Linked DNA regions of Homo sapiens: region 2 is linked to region 1. Evidence: read pairs that join two places in POLR2A ChIA-PET (ENCODE). Cell type or tissue: PC-9. All regions are shown on one strand.

Region 1 (4,000 bases):
CCTCCCCATTCCAATATGCACCCTCCCCATTTCCAAACACCCTCAGGACACCCTCTCTCCCTTTGAGAACTGTTGGAATTCAATTGGTTAGAGATCCTAATGCCAACTTTTGCTGAGGACGATCATCTGGATGAACTATGCCTCTCACTAAGGGAAGAGGCAAGCTATTGAGAGAGGGACACCCAATGGCAAAGTTCCCATCTGGAAGAATGGATTGTTACTGGTAGCTAAAATGTATTGGGTGCTTACCATGTACCAGGCAGTGTTATAAGCTGACTCTATGAGTTACTTCGGTTGTTGTATTCATTTTACAGGTGAGGAAAAACGTTTAAGAAGGTTATAATTTGCCCAAAGTCCTAATTAATAAGAGAGAAAACTGATATTTACACTCCTGTTCATTAATTCTGAAGCCCGGTCTTCTCCACTCTACTCTGGAGTGAGAATCATCCCTGTATTCTGTATCATGGAATGTCTATAAGATACACATCTACTTTTTGCCCTTTATTTATTTATTTATTTTTAAGAGACAGGGTCTTGCTTTGTTGCCCAGGCTGGAGCACAGTGGCACAATCATGGCTCACTATAGCTTCAAATTCCTGGGTTTAAGTGATCCTTTCTGCCTCAGCATCTGGAGTAGCTGGAATCACAGGCTTGAGCCTCCACATCTGGCTATTTTTTTTTTTTTTTAAGTTTTTTGCAGAAATGGTGTCTCTCTATGTTGCCCATGCTGTTCTTGAACTCCTGGGCTCAAGCGATCCTCCCTGCCTCAGCCTCTGGAGGAGCTGGGACCACAGGCTTGGGTCACCACATCCGGCTATTTTTTTGTTTTTATTTTTTTGTAGAGGTGAAGTATTTCTATGTTGCCCAGGTTGCTCTTGAATTCCTGGGCTCAAGCGATCCTCCTGCCTTAGCGTCCTGAAGTGCTGGGATTACAGGTTTTAGCCATTGCACCCAATCTTTCTTGCCCTTCAAGAGCTCATACTCTCATTTCTGAGACATACAGAACGCACACTTACACATGTTGGACAAAAAAGTGAGTGGCACCCGAATGGGTAGATGAGCAGTAAGGACTGCAAGTGCTACGTGGGTAGAGCCGGGAGTGGGAGCAATGGTCGGCTTGGCCACTGTGCTGAAGAAAAGACTTCCTACAACTCACCACCTGTAGTGGTTGAGAATACGGACTCTGCCACCTGATTGTCTGGAGTTGAAGGTTAACTCCTCACTCAACTCATTATTGGCCGATTTGAGGAAAGGGGTGTTGATAATAATTTCTACCTTATAGAGCTATCACATGGATGAACCGAGGTAGTACATAGAAAACTCTCAGCAGAGCCTGGATGGTACTAAGCACTTTATTGTGCTTCCAGTCGTCGTCTTTACAATGGAAATTTCAGTCTTCTGAAGGCCTTCAAACTACCCGTCCAAATATATCTTACTGTATTTAGTGAACGACTGTTCTGTCTTCCACATGTATCACATCCTATCCAGCCTATAAAAGCAAGCGGCACATGCTATTCTAGGGAGTTACTTAAGATCTCCTCCCATTCCCCTTCTATCCCGAATATTTCCAGGCAGAACTCTCCATGGCTCATGCCCATGGAGAGGGGGAAGAGATTTGGATTGTTGCCGGTTTTCATCCAAATGAAACGGGTCCCTTGAATACAGCTTGTTCTCTCCCACCTGCACTTTCAGAACCATTCTTCAGCTATTGCCTTGGTGTGGTGGGTAGGCTGTTATGTTCTCATTTTGCAACTGAGGAATCAAAAACTCAGAAAGTTTCCCTGATGATGTAGCTAGTAAGAGACCATCTTGTGTACAACTATGGCTGTCTTTGGGCCTGAATCAATAAAAGATGGTTTCCTTCCAGAGAGCCAAGGAAGCTATTTCTATGACTAATTCTCTTTCCTCATCTAAAACTAGGAGCTCCACAGTGTGGTTGGCTGATAGAACTGAGCCCAGGACTTGGTCTGGTTTTCTACCTGTATCCTCTGGTTTGCCTTTTAATCAGGATGAGTCACAGAGAAGGCATGAATGTGTGACTTTTACTGAGTAATCTAGTGCTTTGATAGGTTTTTATTTGTTTGTTTGTTTGTTTGTATGTTTTGAGATAGAGTCTCTCTCTGTCACCCAGGCTGGAGTGCAGTGGTGCGATCTCGGCTCACTGCAACCTCCGCCTCCCAGGTTCAAGCGATTTTCCTGCCTCAGCCTCCTGAGTAGCTGGGACTACAGGCTTGTGCCAGCACACCCAGCTAATTTTTTGTATTTTTAGTAGAGACAGGGTTTCACCATGTTAGCCAGGATGGTCTTAATTTCCTGACCTCATGATCTGCCCTCCTTGGCCTCCCAAAGTGCTGAGATTACAGGCGTGAGCCACTGCGCCCAGCCAATTGGATAGGTTCTTGAAAGGCATTTCAAAAGTTGTGGCTCTCTGATTTTATGATGCTGTTAGGGAAATTATATATGAGGATGATCTTGAACATGGGGCACTGCTGTCTGTGGGGTCCTCTGGGAGAATCCACCATCCCCAATCCGAACATTCCCACTGAGATTACAGAGGTCAGGTCAAGAACAGGCTGCCACGTTTTTGTGCTGAGGTGACTATAGGAAAACCTGGGTATCTCAAGGACTTTCAGAAACCATGAAGGCTTCATGTAGGAGGAGATCTTGGGAATGTAAGGATGAGGCTGGGAACAGTGGCTCACACCTATAATCCCAGCACTTTGGGAGGCCAAGGCGGGAAGAATGCTTGAGTCCAGGAATTTGACACCTAATCTCTACAAAAATAAAAAAATAAAAATAAAAAAAATTAGCCAGGCATGATTGAGTGTACTTGTAGTCCTAGCTACTCGGGAGGCTGAGGCAGGAAGGTTGCTCAAGCCCTGGAGTTCGAGATTACAGTGAACTATGATTGTGCCACTGCAGTCCAGCCAGGGCAACAGAGCAAGACCCTGACTCAAAGAAAAAAAAAAGGAATGTAAGGACGAAGAGTTTCATGGGAGGGTAGGAATAAACCAGAGCAGTTAAAAGGTACAAAAAACCTGGACAATCTAATGACTAGTTAATAACATGACCTTTTTCTCCTGCGATAAGGAAGTTATACAGGTGCCTGCAGCATGGAACACTCATGGTGAGCAGAGGCCATCAGCACTGGCTGGAGTTTTGTGTGGCTGGAGTGTGGCCACCCTGAGACATCCTCATTATCTGGGTGATTCTCAAGAGGTGATCCTTGGCATCAGTCTAATTTACTTTGAGGTGCAGGGAGGTATCGCCGCATCTGGAGGGCAGTGTGGGCTGTGTAGGTGCACACTTTGATTGGTCAGCTTCCTTTCTTCCACCGTAGGGAGGTGAGGCATCAGACTGCTCCCTGCCGTAACCATCAACTAGAGAAACCCGTCATCAATATTTGGGCTTTCCATTTGAGAAGGAAGATATGTCTTTTCCAAGCTGATGGGCTGCAGCATGGATCTGCAGAAGTGAAGCATTTGAAAGAAACCAGTGTAGAACCAGCTGGCTCAACAGGTCAGAGAGATTGCTTGGTCTAGTATTTTTAACTAATTGGACATGATCCTGTTAACCTAATTTTTGCTATGAAGTATTGGTTGTCTTTTAGAAAATGCTGACTTAGGGATAATATCCAGTAGGTATATTTAGCCAAATGAACCCATCTTACATACATCAATAGCTGCCTTCATTGTTCATGAGAATAGGCTCTTCTTAGGCCAGATGGAGAGAGCCAGACAAATTGTGAAACAGGAAAACCTTGAAGTCTTATAAAGAGAAGTTGCAGAGACTAGTATTGTTACAAAACCTAGAGAAACAGATCACTCAACATCACGACTGTTATCATCATCTATAAGGATTTTCATAGAGGCCAGATACAAACTCAGGGTGCTGTCTGTTTGTAATTTACTCAACTTTCTAACATGCAATTGCAATATGCTTTGTTTCGTGGACAACGACCCAACAACTTGAAAAGAAACTTCCTAATAGCATGTGACAT
Region 2 (4,000 bases), 110 kb after region 1:
CTCTCTTTCTTCCCTGACGAATTTTATTTAAAAAAAGTTTATAGGGATGGTTTCAACACCATGCTGTGGGCAAGAGAAGAGAGATACCTTGTTCTCTGCTGCAGGGCACCACAGTCACCAAGAGTGGACTTTCCCTGGCAACAGGGCCTCTGCATTGGTCTGCTTGAGCTGCCATAACCAAAGACCACAAACCGGGTGGCTTAAAGAACAGACACGCATTGTTGCACTGTCGTGGAGGTTAGAAGTCTGAGACCAAGGCGATGGCAAGATTGCAGAGCTCTAGGGAAGGATCTGTTCCAGGCTTCTCTCCTTGGCTTGTAGGTGGCCGTCTTCTCCCTCTGTCTCTTCTCATGGTCTTCCCTCTGTATCTGTATTAGTGTCCAAATTTCTCCTTTTTATTAGAACCCAGTCATATTGGATTAGGGCCCACTCTAATGATCCTGTTTGAACTCTGATTACCTCTGTAAAGACCCTATCCCCAAATAAGTTCCCATTCTGAGGTCCCAGGGGTTAAGGTCTCCAACAGACCTTTTATGGAGGGGGGCACATAATTCAACCCATCCACACTCCCAGCCAGGGTCCCGCTTCAAGACGAGCACTTCCTCTTCCTTCACCATGCACTGGGGCAGGTGACTCTAACTAGTGCCCATTTCGTGTCTCATTCTGGAAACTATGCCGATCAGTCAAAGTTTCCAGAGCCAGTGAAATGTTCTCATCACACGAGGCTTCTGAACACCCAGAAATTTTGAAGCAAGAACATGACAATAATCATCACTCTCATTCACTGTGTGCCATGTCCTTGCAAGTTCACAGCTAGCCCTTACAACAGCCTGCACAGGTCTGATTTTCCACTCTGCTTCATTGATGAGCATCTGAGACGCGGGAGCATAAGGGAACTTGCTTGAGGTCACATGCTTGGTCGGTAGAGACTCAGGGTCTGCGCCCAGGCTTGCCAGCCCATCTCCACTCCTCCCTGCTGTGGGCCCAGGGCACAGCGGCCACAGGAGGACTTGGCTCTTCTTTCAGGCTTTGCGGGCACAGATTAGCTAGACAGAGTAAATATGGGCATAGCGATTGTTAACGGCTAACTTTTGGGTGAATGCACTATTCTTGCCATCTCAGGCTGATTTATTTGCAGCACTGGTAGTCAGGGTCCCTATAGCAAGGGAAGAGATAATCTCTAAATATTCCCTGGAGCCATGAGAAACGGCCAGGTAAAGAAGCATCCTTCTTTCAGCTGGAACACGGCGATGTTTTCTGTCACCTCAAATGAGGTGATCTCCAGAATCCCCTCAATCCTGTCTCATTCATTCAGGCACAAAAAAGGAGAAACGTAGTTGACAGGAATTAGATTTGGAAATCTTTCAGAGAAAATGTGTTTGATTTTTCTGTCCCACACCTCAGCAGTTTATTTCACACTGCGCTTATTGGTCTCTTTGTCTCACTTCTCCTTACATAAATCCTCTGGGTGTCGTTTGAATAATCAAAACGTATTAGATATGAAACATAATGTGTATCATGTTGCATCATGCTACTGTACCTGCATGTTGTAATTTGTACCTTATTTGCTGTCTATGCAATGAAAAGGCTTTCAAGTTTTTAGGTCAGAAAGGTTTAATCACTGTCCCTAGTCAGGTTTGCAGCACAGAGCCAAATGGATGGTGTGCATTTGGACCTGCCCTTGGAAGTCAGGCTGTGATTAGCTAGGGCAAAAGTTTCCTTATCTAGGTGTGAACGTGGAATGGCCTGAAATGTGTGGACAGTCTATTATGTGTTCATCACTGTGCATAATGATGGGCCTGTAGGGATGTCTATGACACGCAGGATACAGGGCTGGGCACCTGGTTGTTGGTATCAGATATGTAGGAGAAGAAGGAATGGGTGGGGGTTGGAGAGAACACAAGCACAAGCATAAGACGGTTCTGCTCCCAAGAGGCTCATTCGTCACTCAGTGCTGTAGACACACGGGAGCTGCCTTAGCACAGAGCGACAGATGCCATGAGACAGGCGCCCACTGCTGATGTGGGCAGAAAGAGATGTGCAAGCGAAGGGCAACAGATTTGGTTGCTGAGATTAATAAGAGGAATCAAGAAATGCTCCCAAGAGAAAAATGATACTTAATCTGGGTCTTGAATAACCATTCATTCATTCATTCATTCTTCTTTCTCTCTATAATATTAATTAGATTTCTGCTAATAAGTACCTAGAAATGTTCTAGGTGTAGGAAATTCAGCAATGAACAAAAAAAACCCAACCCTCCCCCCAGCAACCCCTTGCCGTCGGGAGCTCACATTCCTATAGGTAAGTGGTAGTGGTGTGGAGAGGGGCTGGCCTAGTGAAAGGAACAGTGCCAGCTGTTGCACAGGGACTTGTGATGAGGTTGGTGTGAGTGGGTGGCCATGTGGGGCAGGTCAGAGAGGAGGCATCGAGTTGCCAGGTGCTGGGTCCCACATGAGGAGTCTGTGTGCCAAGCCAAAGAGCTTTCTCCTGAAGGCCTCAAGGGGCCACTATTGGTCTCAGCAAGGTGGGAGGTCATATTGTCAGACTTGTGCTGGGCAGGTGGGTGCAGGTTAGAGGCAGGTGAGGCCACAGGCAGGGAGCCTGAGGCCTGGTGAGAGCTGGTGAGAGAAATTCAAGGTAAGGATGAGGATTTCAGGATGAGTCTCACTTGCTGGCTTCTCTAACTACATGGGGATGGTGCAATTGACTGAGGGTAGGATAGAGGAAAAGGATCAGGTGCAGGAGAAACATGATGCGTTCAGGGTTAGCCACCTTGCTTGTGAATTCTAGAATTCTGCCAGCCTCACCTGAGAGCCCCTCAGAAGTAAGAGGGGCTTCTTACTGTGGAGGAAGTGTCAGAATGCCAACCAAAGATGGCCAGCTAAATAAATGACATGCCTGGTGGTCTGACATGACAAATCCTGAGGGTCCCTTGCCCAGGGTGGGTGGCAGGGGAATGGCAGTTCACATTCAAGATCTAAGTTTTGAGAGATAAGAATCATCTCCTTTGGGGTGGGGCAGCTGCATTCCACACTCGGGACCCGGCCACTCAGTGCGGGGTGATGGTGCAGTTCCCAGGGACTGATGTACCTGCTCTGCAGTGGCAACCTCCGAGTGTGAGAGAACCCAGCTCTTTTTTGGACAATTTTGCATCTGACTCATTGTTGGTATTTGATAACATTTGTTATGCTAATATAACAAATACAATAACAGGAAAATCAGAAAATCCATGTGTACTCAATGTTTAGCTCCCACTTATAAGCGAGAACGTGCAGTATTTGGTTTTCTGTTACTGCATTAATTTGCTTAGGATAATGGCTTCCAGCTCCATCCATGCTGCTACAAAGGAAATGATTTCCTTCTTTTTTTGTGGCTGTGTAGTATACCATGGTGTATTTGTACCACATTTTCTTTATCCAGTCTGCCCATGGATGGGCATTTAGGTTGATTTCATGTCTTTGTTATTGTGAATAGTGCTGCAATGAACATACGCGTGCATGTGACTTTATGATGAAACAATTTATCTTCCTTCGGGTGTATAAGAACAATAGACGCTGGGGCCTACTTGAGATTGGAGGGTGGGAGGAGGGTAAGGATTGAAAAACCACCCATTGGGCACTATACTTGTTACCTGGGTGATGAAATAACCTCTACACCAAACCTTCATGACATGAAATTTACCCATACAACAAATCATACATGGACCTCCGAACCTAAAATAAAAGATGGAAAAAAAAAAAAAGAAAACCAGAATATAATCTGAGTTCTGTCTTTGTGTGATCCGGTTTTACAGGAGGAATTAACCTGGGATGGGGGAAAGAATGCATTTAGTGCTGGAATATATAAGGAGAGGCTTTCCTTTGTCCCCTCCTCTCTTCTCTCTCCCCCAGGATTTTTTGTCCTTCCGTGTTCCACCTGATCCATGGCCAACTGGCTTTAGAAGTTGTTATTAATAGTTCACCATGCTCATTTTCATGAAACAGAGGGAAAGGCAGCCTCT

The links. Peaks named below come from ENCODE experiments on the same cell type or tissue, not always from the same donor. Only the 100,000 strongest peaks of a DNase experiment are listed, where the experiment ranks them.
Region 2: POLR2A ChIA-PET joins it to region 1 with 5 read pairs; 2 of 35 experiments call an interaction of 5 or more read pairs at or near these places.

Annotation. Positions count from the first base shown.
Region 1 is chr1:231,771,299-231,775,298 of GRCh38, forward strand. All of the region lies in intron 6 of DISC1 (DISC1 scaffold protein), which reads left to right. All of the region lies in intron 10 of TSNAX-DISC1 (TSNAX-DISC1 readthrough (NMD candidate)), which reads left to right. Among named protein-coding and RNA genes, the nearest start is that of DISC2, 45 kb to the right of the region's middle. In PC-9, a CTCF peak has its summit at 1,935; a DNase peak (open chromatin) is centred at 2,003; H3K27ac peaks cover 1,305 bases.
Region 2 is chr1:231,881,071-231,885,070 of GRCh38, forward strand. The region is part of intron 9 of DISC1 (DISC1 scaffold protein); the gene reads left to right. The region is part of intron 12 of TSNAX-DISC1 (TSNAX-DISC1 readthrough (NMD candidate)); the gene reads left to right. Among named protein-coding and RNA genes, the nearest start is that of DISC1-IT1, 43 kb to the right of the region's middle. In PC-9, no CTCF peak of the experiment used is centred here; no DNase peak of the experiment used is centred here.